2 separate regions of the Homo sapiens genome follow, and region 1 is linked to region 2. A link is an interaction called in ENCODE POLR2A ChIA-PET data of the cell type or tissue named here. Cell type or tissue: PC-9. All regions are shown on one strand. Each heading gives the region's core, and the rest is flanking DNA. Links, peaks and the distances in the headings are about the cores only.

Region 1 (12,794 bases), core at 1,629-9,628, 310 kb before region 2:
ATATAGACAGATAAAATTCATCTTAGAACATAGGCTCTGTGGAGAATGGGTCTCATTTTAGAATGGTGTTGGAAGCCACCTTGGTCCCCGAACTAAAGTCAAGAGAAAAATGTGGATTTGCATGGGATGCGTGTTCGTGGGCTGACACTTCTCCCTATAGTCTTGTAAACAGTGAAGAAAGCTGATTTTCAAATGTCACATGTTCCAAGTTTTCCTTCAGAGACTTCATACCTTTGCTATTCAATCCTCACTCCTCACTGACAGAGATCTTGATGACAGGAAACACGTCCCCGGTGAGCACAGCTTGATGGCAGGTAAGGGATAAGGGGTGCCTTGGAGAACCAAACCTGAACACTTTTCCCCTCTCCATAAGTGGCCCTTCCTGAGAGACTAAAAAATGTGAGCTTCCTTATTCCAGTGGTCAAAGGCTGGCCGCCAGCATTTCTTCCTGGCCCCGGACACTGTTCCATGACCCTGGAGCTCCTCGGGACAAGAAGTCACACATGATGTGGCTGAGACAGAGCCGTGATTTCAGAGTGCTGCTCTCCTCTCTTTGTTTCACCAGTGCTGGCTGAGATCCTAGAGCAGTTTCTGCTGAATTGATCAAAATGATGTCGTGTGTGAGGCTAATTTTTGGAAATGGAAATCAGTGTCTCTTGGAGAAACTAAAATGCCTGATAGGCCCCAGGGGAAGGCTGCAACCATCACATCACTGTGTGCTGGAGACTTCTGCAGGGGTTATGTGTGATGACGTGCTTGCCTCTATGTCTTGAGGTATAAAGAAATTAAATAGTTAAGAAAAAAATGTCAGACTGAGAAACCCTGAAGAGCTTTAGATTCTCTCAGGTCTATCAAGTTAGGCAACAACTGGGCCATCAGATCAGGGAATTCATGCATTCATTCAAGAGCTGTATTGATTTATTGAGCAATTTCTGTGTGCCAAGCGTGTTCTGAGTGTTGATGCAGCAGTGGACACACCAGACAAAAATTCCTGTCCTTGTGGATAGCGTTCTATTGGAGAGACATCCAAAGCAGAGGAAAACACTTATAGCATCACTACTTGAATGATTAATTCTGTTTCCAGCTGTCCTGCAGCTGTCTGGGATTTGGACCTTGGTCTAATCCCAATCTTACTGCATCCCTTTCTCTATAAATTAGGAGCAGTGACATTGTCTAAAATGAGGACTAGTTGTTGCCATTGACTTTAGCTTAGAAGTAGGGGTGATAGTCATAATATTAGCAACTGGTATAATACAAGTGCTGACCAATCATAATGGGCACCTGTAGTTCCTGCTAGCATTAAACCTTTAGATTCGAGGGTCTTGAGAGAAGGATTGAGGTAGCTGAGATGGCGAAAGATTCAGAGTGGGGGTACTTGGGGGCACTGGCTATTTACGAAATGGTACAGAAGTATTTCAATACTTTAAACATAGCCTGGTTAAATCCAGACAATACCAGATGAATAGCAATCCACTGTTGTTTTTTGTTTTCTTTTTTTTTTTTTTTTTTGGTGGAGTCTCACTCTGTCACCCAGGCTGGAGTGCAATGGCATGATCTCGGCTCACTGTGACCTCTGCCTCCCGGGTTCAAGCAATTCTGCTGCCTCAGACTTCTGAGTATCTGGGATTACAGGCACGTGCCACCATGCCTGGCTGATATTTGTATTTTTAGTAGATACGGGGTTTCACCGTGTTGGTCAGGCTGGTCTCGAACTCCTGACCTCATGATCTGCCCTCCTCAGCCTCCCAAAGTGCTGAGATTACAGGCATGAGCCACCGTGCCTGGCCTTGTAATCCATTCTTGAAAGAATCTAGAGAAAAGGACATACCCATATGATGTCTTGGTCAATATGCTCACTGATAAAAGATCCAGCAACCAGCAGAGGACCTAGTACCAATTTAATATTTTGAACCAGGATTAGAATTCACAGATACTGAGTCTCCACAACCTTATAAAGTGACTTTGAAAACAAGATGGCCTTTAAAATTGTCATAAATGGCTGCCAGGTGGAGCAGGGCTGTGAGGGGCACCCAGCCTCTGTAAAAATAAATAGTCTTTATTGAAAAGAATGCAACAGCCCTGGAATATGCTTTGATGTGGCAATGGGTTTTTTTGGATCTCTTCTTGCCTGATCATTACTTGGTTTACACAGGACTTGGCCAGGGAGGAAGACACACCCCTTTGACAGGTAGACAGGAAGCACTATTGGCAGGGAGCAGCTGCGAAGCAATCCTAGTTGCCATCATTGGGGTGCTGGCATAGTACTGGTCCTGCAGGTTTCTAACTTGTCATCCTAGCTGGTAATGTCTCCTGGTTTTTATGGAAGGCTTAATTGGAGAGTGTCTGATGCCTGAAGGACTTTCCTGGTTGACAACCTTGAAAATGGTGAAAGAAAGAAATTGAAACCAGGTAAGCTCTTCCTTGTGCATTCTTCCCTCCCTCACAGGTGGAGCCTGGCAAAAAAAAAAAAAAAAAAATACCTGTTCAATGAGATGCACAGTAAATGCAAGGATGGCTGCAATGAATAGAGGCTGCCCAGAGAATGAATAGAGGCTGCAATGAATAGAGGCTGCCCAGAGAGTTACCTACCCACTTAACAGTCTCATCAAATTTGCTAACAAATTTGCCTGGTGAAAGAAAGATGTCGATGTCAATCGCTCATGCCCCTTTCAAAGGGAAATGTCCCCTGTGGCCCCAGTTGGTTGCTCACTTTTGTATTACATAACCAGTGGTGGCCAGAAGACCTCAGGGAAGGTAGTAGTTCACAGACTTGCCAGAGTCCTGTGACAGGGCACCCACAGAGCTGGGCCAATCTAGCTTTGCCTTTTGTGTATGTGTCCCTGGACTATTGAGAGTCAAGGAGGGGGATATGTGGGTGCTGTAGCTGACAGTCGTTGGGTGGAATCAGAGTAGGGGTGCTTGAAGCATTCATGGCTGTGTTGGTCAGATGGTGGGGAGATTGTAGGGAAAAACACAGGTGCCATTGTGGAGTAACTGCTTCATTGCTTCATTCATTCATTCAGCCACTATTCATGAACACCTACTATGTGTCAGGCACACTGCTGCCTACAGGGGATACAGCAGTGAACAAAGTAGACAAAAATCCCAGGCCTCATGGAGCTGGCATTTTAGTGGGGGAGACAAAATAACAAAGAAAAGTAAGAAATATATATCAGGTAGTGATAAATCCTTGGGGCAAATTAGAAGTAATATAGAAAAAAATGGAGGGAGAATAAATGAAACAAGAGTGGTAAAACTTAGACAACTGATTGGTGATGGATAGATAGGGGCTCATTTTACTATTTTTGAGTATACTTACCATTTCTTATAATAAAAAATTTAAACAAGAATGCAGGTAAGTTGGATAAGAGATGTTACGGTAGTGTGGGCTTACAATTTTAGATCTCACTGAGTGGGAAGGCCTCACTGAGCTGACCTGTGAAAAAAGACCTACATGAAGTGATAAGCAGATATCTGGGACAAGCATTCCAGGCACAGGGAACAGCATGTGCAAAACCCTGGAGACAAGAGTATTCCTGGAGTGTGAAAGGACTACAAGGTGAGCAGCATGGCCAAGGCAGGGTGGCTGAGGAGGAGGCAGTAGATGGGGCAGGGCAGGGGGAGGAGGATCACACAGGGCCTGTGAGTCATGGGGGGGATTTTGCCTTTTACTCTGGGTGAGATGCGGGGCCACCAGAGCATTCTGAACAGAGGAATGACACGACCTAACATGGGTTTTGGCAGTTCTTGGAGCTTTGGGAGTGAAGGTCCGCTAATCCCTACGTATGGGGTCCACTGAGCATCCCTGAAGGCAGGTGCTTTTAAGACCTAGTTCTGTTATAGCTTCTGTTCTTAGATGAAGCAAAGGAGCCCATTTATTTTTTTGTTCCTCCATGTAACCCCACAAAAAATCACGTTTGTTCAAGATAGCTTCAGTGAGACTCTATCAAATTGAAACAAACTGCAGGAACAGACACTTTTTCTCAGTGCATGGCTGCCACTCTTGGAGAGCAGGAAAGATGTGCAGTAGGAGCACCTGAGCGGCTCTTCACCACAGCTCAGGAAGGGAGGGGAGGACTCTGAGGCTCAGGAGGAGAGGGGAGGACTCCATGGCTCAGGAAAAGTGGGAAGAATACCACAAAGTCTGTGCAAGGTGAGATCTCTCTCTGATTCATAGGTCTTCCACTGGTCTAAGGCTCTTTAAGAAACTTTAAGACAAAAAAGTACACTTGAACCAAAAGCAAATTTAGGTGTATATACATATTTATTTATTTTTAAATCTCATGAGAAATAATAAAACACAAAGACATTCCCTGTGCTCCTCAAGTAGTAAAATCTGAACCATTACCTGGAAGTTAAAGGGCATAAATAACTGAGTGGAGGTGGCTGTAAGGAGAAGCACTTTAATGAGTATTCCCTGCTGTATTTGATTGTTCAACTAGGCTTCTTCCATGAGGATCTTATTTTCCCTGGCATTTATCACGTCAGTAAGGTAGAGGAGCTCCTATCTGAAAATAGCACCTAGCGCTAAGTCTGTCTAAGGCCTCCCGTCCCTTCAGTCCCTGAAGCTAGCTTCTCTCCTCACTCCCATCTAAACCTGAAAAAGTCAACCCTCTCATTAGGCCTTGCCCACAAATACCTCCATCAAAGCTAGGACTCACACAGGAAAATGTGCTGCAGGAGCCCATGTGACTTCCTCACATAAGAATGTGACAAAACCAGTTTCCAGAGAGCTCTCATGCTCTGACTAATGAATGAGCAAGTATGAGCCGGATAGCTTCTTCTCACATTATTTTGCCTGTGGAATCCTTTTGTACTCAAGATGCCTGAGCCAAATGCTACATTTATTTTCCATGTAAAGGTTTTACTGGGAAAGGAAAATTTTTTAAAGATTTTTTAAAAATCCATTGTGTTCTTTTGCCGTGTGGTAGGAAGAAACATCGCAGCCTTAGGGCTAATTAGCGTTTATGTAGTGTTCATATAGATTGCTCTATATTCCCCTCATATTTACAGTCTGTCATCATTTTACATCTATAAACTACCTTTCCTCCATTAAATTTAATAATCTTGTTTTACAGAAAATGGCAGAGCAGGTGGAGAAGGTGGTCAAATGCCTTAGCATGGATCATATGGTTGTGGTGAAAGAGTTAGAATGCACACTACTCAGTGTTGATGTACACAGAGAAGCAATGCTCCCGGGCTGGGGCCCACCCCAAACCAGCACAATTAAACCCGTTTACAGTTGTTATCCAAGCAACCTGACATGGTTTCTGTACTTGGATCAACATTGAGTCCTTCTCCAGAACGTGATAGAAACATAAGGCAGAAGAAGGCTTTAGCCTACTCATGGAGGGCATTTTCTATTTCTTTTCTTTGATTCAACTTGAACACCTGACTGAGGGAGGCAAAATTCCAAGATCGGCCCTGGCAGTTAGGGCTCCTCTGTTGCAAAGGCTCTTGTGTAGCAAGGACATTAGTTCTTCTAGGCCATGAGGGTACTATTTAGAAGGGCCCTGGGAGGGAGATTATTCCCCTGATTTTGCAGCAAACCCATCTTTAGGAAAAAATGACCTAGGTATTGAGGTAATTCTGGTTCCAATGTAACTTTGCTCCTATCTTTCTTTCCGTCTTAAGTAGGCAAATCAGAATAATTTCAGTGTATTGCTATGAGCAGGGAAACAATGAAAACTATAAGCCTATTCACAGCTGCCCAAACCTATCCTGAGAAGCAAACTGGTTCTCAAAATACGATCAGCTAATGACACATTCTATACATACCTGCCACTTTATTAATGTGCTGAAAGCCAAATTGATTTGTTCTGGTTCTTCATCAAGGTTACCCAAAGCCTGAACCTGGTGTTTTTCACTGGGTGTGATTCTTCAGTTCAAAACAATGATGGACATTTTTCTTCCTTAGGGGACTGTTATGATCATTTTACTTCTTATGTTAGCTGTTGTAACAAATAGACCAGTTTTTCATGGTTAACGTAATAGAACTTTATTTCTTCCTCAGTTTTTACTTGGCAAGTGGCATTTCCCTGGGTGATCCTGAGACACAGACTTCTTCTGTCTTACCTGCCATCCCTTGGATCTTACGTTATCTGCATCAAGTGGGCAGAATGGAAAGAGAATAGGAAGTTCCGATCTAGAAGGCACATTTCTGCACATATTCCAATTGTGAGAACAAGCCACATGGCCACACTTAGAAGCAAACAAAGCTGGGAAACATGGTCTCTGGCTGGGCAGCCAGTTATCAGCAGTAACTCTCTTCAGATGCTCTTCAACCTACAATGTGGCTCTGTCCCAATAAACCCATTGTAAGTTAAAAATATCATAAATTGAAACGCATTTTCTACACCTAACCTACCAAACAACATAGCTTAGGCTAGCCTACCTCAAACATGCTCAGAATACTTATATTAGCCTTCAGTTGGGCAAAATCATCAAACACAAAGCCTATTTTATGATGAAGTGTTGAATATCTCATGTAATTTATTGAATGCCATACCGCAAGTGAAAAACAGAATGGCTGTATGGGCACTTGAAGTATGGTGTCTACTGAATCTGTATTGCTTTTGCATTATTGTAAAGTTGTAAAATTGTAGGTTGAACCATTGTAAGCTGAGGACCCTCTGTATTAGGAAAGGGGGAGTAAAACTGTTGGTAAATATCTAGCCATCTCTGTCCCATTTCCTTTGGTAATGAAAGTAATGAAAGTTGATTATTTTCTGTGGTCCTTTAAACCCTAGTGCCACTTTAGAAGGTGCCCAAATTTCACCTTCTGCTCCTTACACAAAATCTTCAAGTGTCTGGAAAAGCCATAGAGCAAGGGACTATGCTGCATGCCTATTGCGTATGGGTTCAGGCATGTCAGGGCCTGTCCAAAGGCTGGAAGGAAATCTGTTTGCATGAGATCTTAATGAGCTTCAAGGAGAGACAGTGGGTGGCTGAGCTGGGAATGAAGACAGGAACCCTTTGCTTTCCATGTGATACAGGAGATAGAAAGAAAATATTTAGGCAGATAGTGAGGGCAAAAGATTCCTTAGCAGAACTTCCCTTCTAACAAAAAGCAGCCCCAGAAATAATTTTTTTTTCTAACAAAGAGCAGCCTGAAAGATTGAGCTGCAAGCATAAACAACGAAGCTGGGAGCTTGCACAGGGGAACGCTGGCAACTGCGCCAATAGAAAAGGGCTACCTGGGGGCCAGGCATGTCCACCATGGAAGCTCCATCTTCCCTTTTTTGTTAGCATGTGTACTGTGGGCAACATGGTGCAGCTCAGGCTGAAAACCCACCTGCATAATAAAAGACTGGGGTGGAGATGGCCAGAGATTCGCACCCTACGCAAATGGCATACCTGGTCCTAACCAGTTTTTCGCATTCTATGTAGATCAGACACCGCCTCCCCACCAGCTCATCTATAAAACTCCCTGCATTTCACTGCAGATAGGCAATTCATTTTTCTGGGACCCCTCGCTGTAGCAAAGAGCTATTCTCTTTCATTCACCTATTAAACTTCTGCTCTTAACCTCACTCTTTGTGTGTCTGCGTCCTTGGTCTCCTTGGCTGTGAGACAACAAACCTTGGATGTCACCCTAGACAACAAGGCCACTTCACATGCAGAGACTTGGATGGGGAAGGACCCACTATGAGGGAAGAAGAAGGGCTGAAACTTTTAGGTCTGTAGATTCTGCAGAAAGCATGGGCTGGCTGTATGGGATCAGAATGTTGGGATGTAATTAAGGACAGCATTATTGGGTGTTCTTACTATTGAGAATCAAACCTTCTACACAGGCTTCTGTCTACACATGACTTTATTCTACTGCTTTCATCAAAGTAACTTTATTATTCCAGGCAACTCTCGCCAGAGAGAAAAAAGTTACAGATAACTTCATTGACTTTAGCAGGACTACCTGAAAGACCTATCTACTCTTTAAGATAAAACATCAAATGACATTTTACACCCTAAGACTCTTGAAACCTCTTGCCTCAAAATTCTGCCTTGTTTTTTTTTCCAGCAATCCTAAATTATAATATCATGATCCTTGCTCAAACCTAACCATACGCCCGCATTGAAAGACCTACCTAAAACCAGATCTTACAATCTTAATAAACATGCCTTCTCAGCCCTCTCCTTTCAAGTTGCTTCCAAGACTCTGAGGAGCAGTATTTTTCTTTACTCCCGTAGGCAATAAACTTAGCTTTGACTTATCAACAGGTTGCTTTGGTGATAGTTTGCACAGCCAGCATTCCACAATATCTCCTAGTTTGGAGGACATGTGCTATGTTCCAATGGTAAGGGAAACTAAAAAGATAAAAATTTTACTCAAATGAAAAAGTGGTTCCATTGGCAGCTCCAAGCCACTGACTGGGCCCAACTGTCTCACACTTTGGAATAATAAAGTCCTTTAAGCACTAGTGGAAGAAGGACTCCACTTCTAGACTGTGATCCATAGAAACACAACAAAGTAACTAGTGGAGCGGCAGGACAGCCAGGAGGCAGAGGTCCTTGCAGGAAGACTCTTCAAGGTAGAGAGTGGCAGAGGCAGGAGGAAAGTGTTGGCTGCCCAGAGTACACCCAGGACATGTCAGGAACTCTTGCACAGGCAGCAGTGATGATTTCATGAATGGTGCGCTTAGCTTACTTACTAGTTACTTTTCTCTATACTGTATTCCCCAAACCCAGGGATGCATGGTTATACATAAAAGATTGGCATCAGAAAGGCCCATGGTCATAAAAAATGAGTCCTTCAGTTATCAGCCCAGATAACCAAGCAGCCACTAGAAAGAGAAAGTATGGCAAGTGGGTTAATACCAAGCAGGAGAATGCCTGTGAATGCATGCTTGAATGGAAATGAATGAGAGAGGATAAGAACCTATGGGCTCTGGGCTATGGGGAAATGAAGGCATAAAGGGACTAAAGAACACGTGATACTTAAAGTAGAAAGGAGTTGAGATCCCAGAACAGGCTAGGGTTAAGAGGCTGCCTTCTCCATAAACTGAGATCCTAGGACCCCTTCAGGACCCCTCCTACAACAGATTTTGGGCTAACATCTAATTCTCTGCTGGGTTAGGCAAGAGGAAAGGAAACACAGAGGATTTGTAATCTCAGCAGGGTAAAGATTTGTATGAAATGCCCCTGTGAAAACCTTCACTTCCCTTGAGAAAAGTATCAGGCCATAGGTCAGTCACACTGTAAATGAAATGAGCTAGTCAGCTTACTTGCCTTCTGACATTTATATGAGGAGGGAGAAATTCGAGTTTGTGTAAGGGTAGGAGGCTTTGAGAGGTATGGGGTATTGGGGGAAGAGGGAGAAGTTATGCAGAGCTTGACACACTTCAGAAGAAATCAGGTGTGACAGGATGTTGTAATGGGGCCCTGAAACCAGAGGAAATAGTATGACATTCAATGTGTGTATGTGCCGGGTGTTCACAGGTGAGAAGGGGACCAAACAATATGAGGACCTACTCATAAATTTGTTTCCTAGACCAGAAATCCTGCATTTTGGGACTAGTGTTGGCTCAATATTCTAGAGGTTTTAATCTGTATGATGAAAATATTTGGTTAGCACTGGCCTGTATGTCTGAAGAATACATATTTCATTTTAAAGGTGGTTAGAAAAGAAATATTCTGAACAAAACAGACACCTCAAAGATCTGAGCTTTATATATAAGGGCAGCATCACCTTTTTCTGTTAGGCGGGACAGATCATCTGGTTGGGGATTCTAGAGTCTTACCACTCTCAAACCCAACTGCTGAGAAACCCACACTGAAAACTGAGAAGTCAGGCTTATGTCTTGAGACTAAACCCTAGTGACGTCCAGCTGAGCTTTCAGTTAACTGTTTTGAGATATGGTGAGAATAGCAAACTCTCCTTTCTCCTAGTTCTCTGCTGTCAAATGGAGAAAAACAAAAACAAGGGTCAGAGAGCTATTTTTATTGAAGATCTCAAGAAGGACCAAGTCATTCATCAAGTGGAGCGGATGTGGTCAGGAAAAAGGACTGGCCAGAGAAAATCCATCTGCAGAGCCTCATCCTTATTGGTCATTTTTCCCCAAAAGACATCCCAGGATTCCTGTATCCTCTGAATGTGACCCATCGCCACCTTCATCATCAGCCTCATCATCATCAATGTTTACTTATTTTAACCAATAGATACACAATATAAAATTCTTGGATGAAGAATAGCATTTTTTGAACTCACCTTTAATACAGAGAAGTATGGAGAGGTTAAACAAATAAAAGGATAGGCTACAATCTCAATTTTGATAAATCAATTTTTAAAAACCTGTCAATGGTTATAAAATGCAAATATACAAATAGGTATATTTGCATAATTTGTTTATTTGCCGTCTGATTGATGGACACATCCTACTTATTTATTTTTTGGTATTACACATTTTATTGCTATGAATATCCTCAAATGAACAACTTGGTGAACTTTTAGACATATACCCATAAGTTAAAGTCCTAGCACTGGGTTGGTTGAGTTAAAGGCTGCATGCATAAAAATCATGGTAGGTCATAGTTACCCTTTATTGAATAACTAATTTGGGCCAAGAAAAGTTTTATATGTTATTTTTAATCCTCACAACAATCTTTCAAGGTCATTGATAGTATTAGTGATTACAGGTGAGGGTGAACTGAACTTCAGGGAGGAGGAGGCTGTTTTGACGAATGCCTATTAACCTCTGTAGGGAAGGCATTAGGTTCAAGAGGCTGAAGAAGAGACCCAGAGCCAGAAAACGAGACTTGGGGTTTTATTAGGGGATCACATGCAGGGGAGAGAGTCAATGACAGTGGGCTGGACAAGATATCTGTATGGTCTGGTGGCAGCAGGATGGGTAGGAGAACCAAAGCTGCTTGCAAACATCATGCAGTTTATACAGCATTTTCACTAACACCCTCCCCTTAATGACCTCCACCTCGCAATGTCCATTAAGGCTCCGGGCCTCAATCCTCTGTATGGCCCGTGTCCCACGGGATGGGCTGGGAGCTCAGATGTTACTCATAGACAAGGAATAAATCTCTGGATTGGCCACTCCTGGATTCCATAGCTGGGAGCACACATTCAGATGCATCTGTCATACAAGGTCATTCAGACTACAGGGACCTCCCCCGACCCTAGGTAACAGAGCTGAAGAGTGGCTGAACTAGAATTCAGTCCCGAGTCTTTCCAACTTGGAACTGACACAGTCATCTGAAGGCTACAAATAACGTTGAAGAGAAGATCATAAAGCTGGAGAATCCTGGCCATCTCTTAGTCCACACCTCACCCTTTCAGACGTGGCAGGGAGACCCTGAGAAGCTTAGTGTCTTGCCAAAGGCTATAGAGGTAAGATGGGACCGGGACCCTGCCTCCCAGGACAGCGACCTTTACAGTACACTAGTGGTTTTGTATGTCTGGGGCCACAGAAGCCCTTTTTCCAAAAAAGCTTGTGTACAACGGCTAAGCTCAGGTTGCTCTGCTTGAATCATGGGAGGAAGCCCCAGAGCCTGCTTCTGTCTTGTTTTCTACTTTTCTCTCTCCCAAGGCATTTCTGGGGAGCACGGTTTGAAAAACATCCTTTTTAATACTGTCTTTGAATGATTTTTTTGGTATGAAAATAAATTTTTAAAGTGAAATAAAAAAAAAAAAGAAAAACACTTGTCTATAGCACAGCTATCTCTGTGTGTGGGGTCCATCATTCTTTCTAGTTGCTTTGAGCAAACACAAAACCTCTAACTTCTTTTTTTAAAATGGAAGACTTGGGGGCCACCCTTTGTGCTGTGGTTTCTTTGGCCTTATCCCATTGTCCAGGGGAGGCATTGGTGATGGAGCTTGTTCATTTTTCTTGTGCTCATTGGATATGCGATCACAGAAGATGTATCTAGGACTCTGGAAGTCATAGAAACTCACTATTATTAGTCTGAGAAAAAAAATGGGGAAAGTATAGGGAAGAAAAAAATAATCCAAACATTGTTGGCTGGGTGTGGTGGCTCATGCCTGTGATCCTAGCACTTTGGAAGGCAGGAGGATCATTTGAAGCCAGGAGTTTGAGACCAGCATGGGCAATATAGTGAGACTCTGTCTCTACAAAAAGTTAAAACGAAATTGGCTGGGTGTGTTGGTGTGCACCTGTAGTCCCAGCTTCTCAGCAGACTGAGGTAGGAAGATCCCTTGAGGCCAGGAGTTTGAGGCTGGAGTGAGCTATGGTCACACCACTGCACTCCAGCCTAGGCGAGAGAGTGAGACCTTGTCTCTAAAACAACAGCATGAGCAACAATAACAACAACAACAATGAAGTTCATCTCCAATTTCTTATCCTGTCCTTCTCCAGCTGCCTCCCACCTGGGGTAGCCTCAGTGGAGAAGCACAGCTGCTAAACTAACAAGCGCAGTAAAGCTTCCTGGGCCGGATGCGCCATGAGAAGATGGGTAAAAACATTAGGAGCCATGCACCCATAAAGGAAACCAAACAGGAAATTTGATGTGAATCATCAGAAAGCACCCTGTATGGAGAGAAGGCTGTGGGGCTTAGTCAAAGACAAAGCACATGTTGTGTTGTTTAGGGATAGTGGATGGGAGAAATCATATTAGCTGAATCTATAATAAGATAGAAACATAGAGTGTCCAGATTCTTGTAAAGCAGATGGTAAATGAATTCTGCTCCTGGAGAAGGACAGTTTAAGGAATTGGAGATGAATTTCAGCTTTAGGTACTATAAGAAAAGGCCATATTGATTCACAAGACAGTGAAGCCAGGTGTTCTGTTTCCAAGGGGCTGTGAAAGCCTTTGGCAGACTGTGTAGCTTC
Region 2 (12,794 bases), core at 2,026-10,025:
TCTACAGGACAAACAGAGCTTGCCTATGACATTTCCTTGATATAGACTTCTAAATTTTTTTTATAGAGAGCATTGCTCAGATATCATAGACAGCCAGAATTATCTTTTGTAATAAAGAATATACTACTGGCTGGGCACTGTGGCTCACACCTGAAATCCCAGCACTCTAGGAGACCGAGGCAGGTGGATCACTTGAATTCAGGAGTTCAAGACCGGCCTGGCCAACATGCTAAAACCCTGTCTCTACTAAAAATACAAAAATGAGCTGGAGGTGGTGGTGCATGCCTGTAACCCCAGCTACACGGGAGGCTGAGGCAGGAGAATGGCTTGAACCTGGAAGGCAGAGGCTGCAGTGAGATCATGTCACTGTACTCCAGCCTGGGCAACAGAGCAAGACTCCATCTCAAAAAAAAAAAAAAAAACAGGAATATACTACTTAATAAGACTGAAGTGATCCTGAGTGTAAGGAATAAAACTGATATGTTGAATAGTTTTTCACTTAAAGAATTGCATGAAACCCATATATTTTATTTTTAAATATAGTATATTGTAAGTTTGCCACTTGATTTCAATGACTCTAAAGGCTTATTAAATATTTATGAGTGAGGGAATTATTTCCACAGCATTTTGCATTCCTTTTGCTTTGAAGTGAAAATTTGCACATGATACATTTCCAGCAGGATTTTCATATGGTCAGCGTATACTTGCAAGCTTCTTGGGAAATGGAAACACTGCAAGGTTATTTCAATAAACAGGAAAAAAAAATGCCCAACTTGGAAAAATGTTACAGAGATCTTTAAAAAACATACGAGTAATGAAAGAGTGAAATTAGAGAGGTCATGTGTGTATGTATATGTCTCTGTGAGTGTATGTGTGCATGAAGCCTCTCACTGGGCTGCATGAGATTTATGAGGAGATGTCAGGAGTTCCTTGGACTCTCTGAAATTGAAGGAAAATACATGTATGTACATATTGTTGAGGATTCTCAATAAGGACAGTGAGCAAAAAAGCAGTCAGAAACACTGACCATGGGGAATCTTTTGAGAAGCAATGGCATAATTTTAGGTGGCCTAAATTATTGTTTTAAATCAAATAAGTAAAAGGTAGAGGCATTGTGATATGATCTTGTAATAAGACCTATTGCTAATGTACAGCTTATTTACTTTTCCCAATAGAGGATTGAGAAAAGTCTTAGAATGCAATGAACATTTCCTGAAATGATCCAAACTGAAGCCTTGGTATAAGAATAGGTTATTAAAATAGTTTGTCAAATGTTTATTAAGACCTTACTATGTACCGAGCGAAGTTCTAGAGCTTTAGTTCACATTAGTGAACAAAACAGACAAATATCGATCTCTAATCAATTTTACATTCAGTTAGGGAAGATAGACCTTAAAGAATAAACAAAATAAGTAAATTGCATAGTATGTTAGAGTGTGATATAAATGCTATGGAAAAAAATAAAAAAAAAAAGAGCAGGGTAAGATGGGTTGGACCAGCCACTTGGGGGTATGGAGAAGTTGCATATTAAATAGGGTGAAAGGATGGACCCATCTGAATAGGTAAGATTTGAGCAAAGATTCCAAGGAGGTAAGAGATTTAGCTCAGTGGATCCTGAAGTGGGGATAGGGGTGGGGTGGTGGGACATTCCAAGTAGAGGGAAAGAGCAATGGTGACATTTGGGGAGCTGTGAGGAGGCCTCACTGTGAGGAATGAAGTGATCAGTAAGCTAGGAGAAGAGTAGGAAAAGAAGCCAGAGGAGTAACTGAGGCAGTGAGGGCTTTGCAGCCACTGTAGGACTTGGGCTTTCTCTCTGTATGTGATGGGAACCAGCACAGATGTTTTTTGTTTGTTTTATAGATCCACAAGTATAAACTTCAATATACTTTGGTCAGAAATGGATAAATCAAGTCAACACAAAATATGTAAATCCAGAGGGAATTTGATAAAATTAACATAACAACCAGCTCTAAAAGTAGACAATGTGGCTGGGTGGCTCATGCCTATAATTCCAGAACTCTGGGAGGCCAAGGTGAAAAGATCACTTGAGGCCAGGAGTTTGAGACCAGCCTAGACAACATAGTGAGACCTCCTGTTTCTATAAAAAAAAAGAAAAGAAAAAATAGCTGGGCATGGTGGTATATGCCTTAGTTCCAGCTTCTTGGGAGGCTGAGGTAAGAAGTTCGCTTAAGCCTAGAAGTTTGAGGCTGCAGTGAGCTATGATTGTACTACTAGCACTCCGGCCTGAGCTACAAAGTGAGACCCCTGTCTCTTAAAAAAAAAAAAAAAAGTTGAGAATGCATTTGCTTTCAAACACACAGGGGCAGTTTATAAACATTGTCCATGTATCAGACCTCAAATAAAGTCTCACCATGTTCAAGAAGAGACCATGCACAACATATTATCTTACAACAGTGCAACAAAAGTAGACGTTAACAAGATTTGAATAGTTTTTTTCTTAAATATAAATATTTAAAGATTTAAAAGCACGCTTTCACATATCTCTTGGTTTAACAGGCATATCAAACCCGAAATTACAAACTATGGAAAAATTAACAACAGAAAATACAGTGCAGTTCGAAAGTAGCCTGGCCAACATGGTGAAATCCCATCTCTACTAAAAGTACAAAAATTAGCTGGGCATGGTGGCAAGTGCCTGTAATTCCTGCTACTTGGGAGGCTGAGGCAGGAGAATCACTTGAACCTGGGAGGCAGAGGTTGCAGTGAGCTAAGGTAGCACCATTACACTCCAGTCTGGGTGACGAGAGCAAAACTCTCTTTCTCTCAAATAATAATAATCATAATAATAATAATAATAAAATAAAAACAAAAACATTGCACAGTGAAACCCATATGATATAATTAATATGCTGCCCAGAAGTAGTAAATTGAATTCAAAACCTCTCAGGATATCTTACATTGAAATTTCAGTATTATTTGCGAAGCAGTGACCGGCAAAACTGGGATGAGAACATGCAAGTCAACTCTAATGTAGCTGAAGAAATTGAACTTTTGAATTCAGCTTACGTTACCAGTAGAAGTGGCTTTTCTTCTTTAACAGAGAAAGCATCTCCCCTGGCTTGAAGAATCTGCACTAGCCTCCCTTGAGGAAAGAATTGTCTTGCTAGGGAATTTGTAGGACCGTAGGTTTTTGTTACTGTTGTTGTTTTAAAAGAGAGAGTCTCGCTCTGTCACCCAGGCTAGAGTACTGTGGCATGATGACAGCAGAGGATAACAACTTGTTTCAAATGAATCACTGGCTGTTGTGTTGCAGAGGACACTAGGGGGCAACAGTGTGGATGCCAGGAGACTAGGAGGCTATTATAGTAACCCAGATGAGAGAGGACAGCAACTGGGACAGTCCTGGGAGCAGTAGGGGTGGTGGAAAGTAGTCACTCTTGATATATTCTGTATGTAAAGCCAGCATGATCTCCTGATTTGTTGTGAGGGGATGTGGGGAGAGAAGAAGAGTCAAGGATAACTCCAAGGTCTTACCCCACAGAGATGGAGAAGATTGCAGGCAGGAGCAGCTTTGGAAGGAAGATTACGAGCTCAGTTTCAAATGTTAAGTCTGAGAAGTTAAGCTCCAAGTGGAGATATGGAGGAGACAACTGGCTATGTGGGCCTAGAAATTTGGAGAGAGATCTGCCTTGGAGATATAAATTTAGGAGTCATCAGCATGTAAATGATGTGTAAGGGTCATAGGACTAGAGATCACCAAGGGAGAGAGGGTAGCTGGCAAAGAGAAGAGGCCAAGGACTGGGTCTTGGGGCTCTTTCTAACACTAAGTCATCAGGGGGAAGCAGAAGAACCAATCAAGGAGACTGAAAAGAAGCAGCCTGGTAGGAAGAAGGAAAGCCAAGAATGTGTTGTCCTGGAAACCACACAGAGTAACTGTATTAAGGAAGAGTGAAAGACAGACTTTGGCACATACTGACCTGACAGATCAAGTAAGATAATCAATGAGCACTGACCAATGGATTCAGTAATATGGCTATTACTGATGACTTTGTCAAGAACAGTTCAGTTGAGTGGTAAGGGCAAAAGCCTGATTGAGTGGATTCAAGACAGAATTTGAGGAAAGAAACTAGACAGCCAGGTGATTTGCTGCCAAGGGGAGCAAAGGAATGGGGCAGGAGCTGGTAGGAAGGTGAGGCCAAACGAGTGTGTGTAGTTTTTTTTTTTCTATTTAAGGTAAGACAAAAAATAGCGTGTTTGAGTCCTGGTAGAATGACCCAACAGACAGTGTAAAATGAATGGTGTTGGAGATAGAGAGGAGAACTGGCAGATTGATATTCTCCATTAGGCAAAAGGGATGGGATCTATTACATAAAGGGTGGGTGGGGCTCACAGAAAAACGGAAATTTCATCTATGGAAGAGACGGGAACATGGAGAATGTAGGTAGATACTTTGGTAGAAGCCTGCGGATATTTTCCTCTAACTGCTTCTATTTTCTCAGTGAAGGGAGAATTAAGGTGAGCAGCTAAAAGCAAGGGTAGTCCAAAAATTCTATGAAGATATAAATATGTCAGAAACTTATTACTGTGGTGCTCCTTCTATTAAACTGTTTATTTGCCAGAGTGTCACTTGAGTAGAATTAATGAAAGTGTATTAGTCCATTTCACACAGCTATAAAGAAATATCTGAGACTGGGTAATTTAGAAAGAAAAGAGGTTTAATTGACTCACAGTTCCGCATGGCTAGGGAGGCCTCAGGTCACTTACAATAATGGCAGAAGGCGAAGGAGAAGCAAGTACCTTCTTCACAAGGTGGCAGGAAAGAGAGAGTGTGCAAGGGAAACTTCCACTTATGAACCATCAGATCTCATGAGAAATCACTCACCATCACAAGAACAGCATGGGAAAAACCACCCCCATTATCCAACCACCTCCCAGTGGGTCCCTCCCTGGACACCTGAGGATTACAGTTCCAGACGAGATTTGGTGGGGACACAGAGCCAAACCATATCAGAAGGCAGAAGAAGTACCATAATAATGTGATACAAAGAACATCTGCCCTGTGGTACTCCTGTCTAGCTGTTTGATATATAACTAAATGCTACTCTTCCCGAACTCAGCATACAGGGAGGGAAATTTCAGGGCCTCCATCCCTGGGAGAATATTCTGAAAGAAGGGTAACCCTTAGCAACTGCACAAACTGCTCCCAGATGACTCACCAGAGAGCTTCTGGGTGGAAATCCAGTGGAAATAATGCAAACACATTCATCTTGACCCCAGAGGTCTAACTCCACCCAAGGCTTAAGTTTCTTTCCTCTGTTGTACCCTGTGAGTTTCCTGGAGCAAATATTCATGCTTAGCTCCCATGTCTCTTCCCATTTAGCTGTCAGTTCCACTTAGGTATGCAAAGGCACTCAGTTCTCACTGCTTTTAAAATTTCATGATTTTCCCCTGGCGTTCTCCTGAGATTCCTCCCAGTATTGCACCTTCATGCTCGCCTTCATAGGCGAGCAGCATTAACGCCTGGGCTTCCTGAGCATCAGCAGCAGCTTTCAAACAGAGAAGCACATTAGGAAAGCGAATTCACTCAGTCATTTAACTGTTCATTCTTCTATTTAGAACTTAAGAATGTACAAGTCACCTCAGACATTAAGGCCTTCTTGAGAAACGAGGGGAATATTTAAAAGCAGTTTTAAAAAAGAAAACATTAGCTCTGCAATTTTTATCTGTGTCTTGGATAGTTAACCTACAGAGAAAATTAATTTCTTACCACATTATATTTCTCTCTCTCTCTCTCTCTCTCTCTCTGTGTGTGTGTGTGCGTGTGTGTGTGTGTAAATCTGGGAAGATCCCATGAACTTTTACTTACTCTGGTAGAACAGGCAGTTTAAGTCACAAGAAGTCTCAAATTTCTAAATGTCTAGTCCAAGGTATGAATCAGCACACCATTTCCATTCTAGGAGAAGTCCCTTCTCCTCTCCCTCCCAGCCGCAGATCTGTTATGGAAGGGCAGGCTTCTGCTCTCTGCCCCACTCCTTCAGGCTGGCTGATTCCTCAGGGTGGAAGGTGGAAGGGAAGGTATGGGGAAGTGGAGGTGGTTGTGATGTGTGAAAGTATTGCCTCCTGAGAGCCACTTAAATATCAGGAATGTTATAAGCTGGTTGTTAAACTGCTGGTAGCTTGAGATTAGTCATGGTGGGTGTATCTACACCACAGAGACTAGCAAATATTTCAGATCAAGGCTTCCCCATCCCTGCCCTTGGAGAGCTGTTTTATTAACACATCACTGGCTTAGGGAATAGGAAATTCTTCCGGGGTTTAGGTGGCTTTGAGTGCTATAGTCTTGGCAGACAGTTCACCTGAGTCTTTCCCTACGTGTGAGTTCTTTGGAGACCACTATCATCAGGTACCTCTCTCCAGCCCCTGGGATACTATGGGCTGTTCATGTTGTCCTTGGGCAGGCTGCTTCCAATTCTCAGTCAGCTTCTGCTTGTAGAAGATGACCAGCCCCACACATTTCCTGCTGTTGGGACCCCTTTGGGCTCTGGGCAGGATTCACTTTGATACTATCCCAGAGCAACATTCCTTTTATATTAGTTTTCTATTGCTGTATAAAAAGTGACTACAATCTCAGTGGATTAAAACAACACATATATATTTTTTAATCTCAGTTTCTGTGGGTCATGAGTCTGGGCCTGGCTTAAGCAGGCTCCTCTACTCAAGTCCTCACAATGCTGCAATCAAGATGTCTGATGGGCTGCATCCTCTCTGGAGCTTGGGGTCCTCTTCCAAGTGCTTGTGGTTCTTGTTGGAATTCAGTTCTGGGCAGTTGTAGGACTGAGGTCCTTGTTTTCTTGCTGGTTGTCAGCTGGGGTCTTCTCTCAGCTCCTGGAGGCCACTTGCAGTTCTTTGCTCTCTTAGCTTCCTCTCTTAGGTCCTTTGATCAGATGTCTTGCAAAGACAGAAAGATAATCTAACTGGTTTACCTATATGGATGTAATGTAATGATGGGAGTGACTATCCTATCACCTTTGCCTAACCAAGGTAGAGACATCCCGTTCCTTTTCCACACCATGTAACATAATCAAGGGAGTGACATCCAACTACCTTTGTCATATGCTATTGACCAGAAGCAAGATACAGGCTCTGCCTACATTAAACAGGAGGGGATTGTACAGAAGAATCATGACTCATTGGAGGTCATCTTTGGGTATGCCCACCATACCTACTACATCTGGTCCTTGAATTTCACAGACCTGTGATCATCTGTCAGAGGGGAGCCAGTTTCTTCCCACAGAGCCTCAACTTTCTGCCTGTTCTGCCATGAAAGCCGCCTGCTGACCTCTCTCTCTCCTTCTGGATTTCCAGAAGTGCAGCACATGTCTATTGTGTTCCCGCTGCAGGGTCCTGTGGATCCCTCTGATGGTCACTTTGGAGCCTACTGTTTTTAGACTTGAGGCAAAGCAAGTTGAAACTGACATAGCATTCCTGTCCTTGAGGTGAAAAGGGGGCTAGTAGTCACAGCACCAATTTCTCCAAAGAATGCTCCTGAAATTTTCTTTCCTCTTCGTATTCTGAGTTCTTTGTGTAAATTTGATCTTGTCAATGGGCTCAAAAGTCAGTAGAATCTCCAACTTTCACATAGGAAATCAATAGAGTACAGTGTAAACTTTATAAACAATGAATAGCAGCATGTGTAGAATGTTTAAAAATGTGAAGGTGAATATTAGAAAAAATAGTTAAAAGAATAAAAACTGGTGCCATTGGAAAGCAGGGCAGGATAAGGGTGGGGCAGATATAGTGCTATTTTTCTTTATATTCCTTTTAGCATTACTTAATTTTTTCAGATATCTTCCTGTATTGTTTGGATTTTTTAAAATATATGCCCAAAGAGGCACTGTTTTCATCTAGTCTTTGTACTTGTATATCCTACTGCAGGACTAGACATAAGAATTTTTATACTTCAGTTTACTCATCTGCTAAATAAGCACAGTAATGCTTTAAAAATTAAGAGATGAAAACTCTTGATAAAATATTTTGAAACCTCTAAGGAAATATGCTTTAAAATATCAGTTGTGATGAGCCAATTTGCTATCACCAAGTCTTCTAAACATTGAATCAAATAGTCTTTGTCTAAGTTATTTCTGTGCCAAAGTTACCATTCAGTCTCAGCTGAAAATGTATTTACTAAACACAGCTACAACTATGGCTTGTATTTATTATAGCTTAATGGTGAATTGTGGATTGCATGTTTGACATTTTTGGAAGTCAATGCTCACTTTATTGAAATATCTTCTGTCTAAAATGTATACCAATGTTCTTCATCATACCAATCTACATTAATATCTTAGACATATTGATATACAGACATGTTGGGCACATAGACCATGTGGAACAGGAAACCAAAGAAAATGTCAGACTGTTGAAATCAGCATTCAGAGATGAGAAACAATTGGCCAGTGTGGCATGGGGCAGCCTGTTTCAGAGATTACAAGGATTAGACCAAAGTCACAAACAAGGATAGTCCCTGGCATCAGCAGCTAGAATTGTCAGTCAATATCCAGGCACGAGGGGCTGCTACTCAAGGGAGTCTTTTCTGAGCTGCACTTTTCAACACTTGAAAGGCAAATTAGAGAGTAGCAGCTCTTCCTATTAAACTTAATTATGGATAGCAAATTGATCCATGCCATTTTAGAAATGCTCACCTCTTCAGTTATATTTGGCAGAAAATAGGAGGTTCCAACAAGTTCGATGTGAGTGAAGTTTAGTTCTTCTCTCACCACCTTAACATCATGTGCTGATGAAATAGAGTCTCACAATTCCGAGTCACAATTCTGAGTGGAGACATTTGTTACCATTGATTACAAAGTGAGGCCAGGCCGGTTCATGCCACCTATTGTTTTTTTCTTTAAATAAATCTTATTGTGTATATTTGAGGTTTATCACATGATGTTATGGGATACAAATAGATAGTAAAATGGTTACTGTAGTGAAGCAAATCAAAACATATTCCTCTCACATTACTACTTTCTTGTGACAAAAGCAGCTAAAAATCTACCAAACAGAATTCCCTAATATAATTTTATTAACTGTAGTCCTCACATTGTACATGGAATCACTAGACTTGCCCATCCTACATATCTTCTACCTTACATGCCACCTACTGTAAGTCTCAGGAGTTCCTAGGTCTTTTCTTTAGGTGATTCATCCACTTGTTACATGGAAGGTTGATTTACTTGAGGCAGACACACTGATTTCCCAAAAGCAGAATCGTTTTATCCTGAGAGTTGACATCAGAGAAACAGAAGTTTTATGACCTTTCAACAGGATTCAGGTCACAAGGGCACAGGCCACAGGCCTTATCAGGTTCTTATTCTAGTGTGAGGAGTATCTTGAAACCATTTCCTTGGCTCATCTGTATATCTAGCATGTCATTAATTCATCATTGAGAGCCTATTTCTGATATTCTTTATGATAATTTCCTAAGCCTCCGTGCAAGAAGACTTGTGCTAGCCTCTGGAGTGCAGACTTCCCAACTAACTGCTGACTAGCTAACTAAGCAACCCGAGGGCAGAAATTTCTGCTTCAGATAACAGATAATACCTAAGGCTGTACTTAAACCAATACATGCTGTTTGTGCTGAGGGTTTTTTTTTTTTTTTTTTTGTAAGACAGTTTTGTTGGGATGCAATTTACTTTCCTTTAATATAAACTTTATCTATTGTAAGTGTACAATTTAGTAATTTTAGAAAATGTATAGGGTTGTGCACCCATCACAGCAATCCAATTTTATAATATTTTTGTCACTCAGAAAGATTCCTCTTGCCCATTTGCAGCCAATTTCGAATTCCATCTCCAGTTCCAGGCAACCACTAATCTATTATCTATTTCTATAGGTTTGGATTTTCTGAATATTTCATGTAAGTTGAATTATATAATGTGTGGATTTTGTATCTGGCTTATTTCATTTAGCATAATCTTTTGAGGTTCAGCCACATTGTAACATGTATCAGTAGTTCACCCTTTTTGGTTGCTGAATAGTATTTCATTGCATATACACACTGAATTTTGTCATTCATTCACTATGAACATATATATATATATATACATAGTGAATGAACATATATATAGTTGTTTCCCCTTTTTGACTATTACAAATAATGCTGCTATGAACATATATATATATATATATATATATATATATGTCTTATATATATATAGGTCCTTGAGTGAACATATGTTTTCATTCATTTAGGGTAGATAGCTAGGAGTTGGACCAATGTTAAAGTGAAGTTTAAGCATTTTAAGAAACTGCCAACCTGTTTTCCTAAGTGACTGCACCATTTTTACATTCCATCAACGATGTAGGATGGTTCCAGTTTCCCCACATCTTCACCAGCCTTGTTATTGTTAAAGCAAACTAAACATGGCCTGAGAAGGAATCCGTACTTCCATATTTGAGTCCTTGTGGATGAACAGGAACCTAACTTAATAGTTAGACAAGACTGAAAATCTAACTTAAGAGTGTGAGCCTGTAATAATAGCTAGGTCTTGGCCAATCCCAGTGGCCGTACTTCAACCATTCATACACTGCTGAGTGTTCAAACTGTGTTCAAATAAGGCAAATGCCAACCTGTAACCAATCCAGCTGTTCTGTACTTCACTTCCAATTTCTGTACCTCATTTCCTTTTTGTTTGTCTATAAATCTCATTCCACCACTTGACTGTGCTGCAGTCTCTGAATCTGCTGTGATTCTGGGGGCTGCCTGATTCGCGAATTGTTCATTGCTCAGTTAAACTCCTTTAAATTTAATTTGGCTGAAGGTTTTCTTTTAACATTATTATTTGTGTTTTTTATTATAGCCATCCTAGTGGGTGTGAAGTAATATCTCATTGTGATGTTGTTTTTATTGTATTTTTAAAAATTTCCTTTTAAATTTAAGATTCAGGGGGTACATGTGCAGGTTTGTCACAAGGGTATATTGTGTGATGCTGAGAGTTGGGTGTCTGCTGATCTCATCACCCAGATGGTGAATATAATACCCAATAGGAAGTTTTTCAGCCCTTGCCCCTCCTCTTCCCTCCCCAGTCTAGTAGTCCCCAGTGTCTGTTGTGCCAATGGTTATGTCCATGTGAACCCAAGATTTAGCTCCCACTTATAAGAACATGCGATATTTGGTTTCCTGTTTCTGTGTTAATTCGCTTAGAATAACAGCCTCCAGCTGCATCCATGTTGTTGCAAAAGACATTATTTCATTCTTTTTTTTATGGCTGTACAGTATTCCATGGTGTATATGTACCACATGTTCTTTATCCAGCCCACCACTGATGGGCACTTGAGCTAATTCCATGTCTTAGCTGTTGTGAATAGTACTCTGATAAACATACTAGTGCAGGTGTCCTTTTGGTAGACCGATTTATTTTCCTTTGAGTATATACCCAGAAATGGTATTGCTGGGTTAAATGGTAGTTCTGTTTTTAGTTGTTTGATGATCTCTAAACTGCTTTCCTCAAGGGCTGAATTAATTTGCATTACCACCAACAGTGTATAAGTGTTCTCTTTTTCTCTGCAACCTCACCAAAATCTGTTATTTTTGACTTTTTAATAATAGCCATTCTGACTGTTGTGAGATGGTATCTCATTGTGATTTTGATTTTCATCTCTCTGATGATTAGAGATGTTGAGAGTTTTGTCATATGTTTGTTGGCTGTGTGTATGTCTTCTTTTGAGAAGTGTCTGTTCATGTCCTTTACCCACTTTTTAATGGTTGTTTGTTTTTATTTCTTGCTGGTTTGTTTGAGTTTCTTACATATTCTGGTATGCTGAAGTATTTTAAAGAAAAACACAGACATCATAACAACACCCACTCGATGGATTATATGCAGCTGCATTTTCTACTAAACATCAGTTCTCCTGGAGCAGGCAAGCACATTAGAAAACAAAACACTTGAGGGAATGATATTACATTAATCTCCAACACTGAAGCTTGTTTCAGCTATGGACTAAGGGAGAATATAAATTTTGTTGTTGCACTTCATTCTTTTTCCATTTCTGATATAAACTTGGCAAGAAGTCTGTGCACTCCTGATCATCACTAACTAAGGTGCCTTGATCCATTGGAAGTTCTTCATCTTTTCTCAGTGGCATTAGCAGAAAATTGATGTTTCATACATGGCATTAGTTGGAGCATAATGCCATCTGTCAAGCAGAGGCATACTCTTTATTTCATTACTGTACTCCCAGGTTGACTAAAGGAAGAAACTAGTCTCTCTCTTTCTCTTCCTCTCTCTTCCTTTCTCTGTTCCCACTTCTTGCTTCTCTTTTCTATATCCTGCATTGTTATAAAATTTTTCTTCTAATAAGATAATTGATAGCTTGGTTCTTTGTAAAAACAAGATTGAGCTATTTTTACAAAGAAAGCTGGTTAAATTTCCATTATTCCATGCCCTAAGAAAGATCTTCCAACTATAGCAGCTTCTGTTGTTTCTGCTACATGTTTTAAATGTTCTGCACCTACAGGTTACCCCTTGGCCAATAACATGGAATCTGGGTTAGCAGCACCCCTCTGCAGCCTTTTCTTTTTTGAGACGGAGTCTCACTCTGTCACCCAGGCTGGAGTGCAGTGGCACGATCTCAGCTCACTGCAACTTCCACCTTCCGAGTTCAAGTGATTCTCCTGCTTCAGCCTCCCCAGTAGCTGGGACTACAGGCGCCTGCCACCATGCCCGGCTAATTTTTTTGTATTTTTAGTAAGACAGAGTTTTACCATGTTGGCCAGGATGGTCTCGATCTCCTGAGCTCTTGATCTGCCCTCTTCGGCCTCCCAGTGATGGGAT

What was found. Peaks named below come from ENCODE experiments on the same cell type or tissue, not always from the same donor. Only the 100,000 strongest peaks of a DNase experiment are listed, where the experiment ranks them.
Region 1: POLR2A ChIA-PET joins it to region 2 with 11 read pairs; 2 of 35 experiments call an interaction of 5 or more read pairs at or near these places.

Annotation. Positions count from the first base shown.
Region 1 is chr6:111,980,644-111,993,437 of GRCh38, forward strand. LOC105377947 (a long non-coding RNA gene) reads left to right here and starts at 218. Exons shown (of 3, transcript XR_007059710.1): 1 at 218-314; 2 at 2,327-2,409; 3 at 9,886-10,263. RefSeq lists an enhancer at 12,345-12,494. In PC-9, for the core only: no CTCF peak of the experiment used is centred there; DNase peaks (open chromatin) are centred at 2,308 and 4,708; H3K4me3 peaks cover 797 bases; H3K27ac peaks cover 3,621 bases.
Region 2 is chr6:112,293,034-112,305,827 of GRCh38, forward strand. All of the region lies in intron 2 of LAMA4-AS1 (LAMA4 antisense RNA 1), which reads left to right. LOC107986632 (a long non-coding RNA gene) reads right to left here and starts at 6,067. Exons shown (of 2, transcript XR_007059712.1): 1 at 5,828-6,067. In PC-9, for the core only: CTCF peaks have their summits at 3,290 (motif pointing right), 3,492 and 5,679; DNase peaks (open chromatin) are centred at 3,278, 5,228 and 5,948; H3K4me3 peaks cover 4,682 bases; H3K27ac peaks cover 6,573 bases.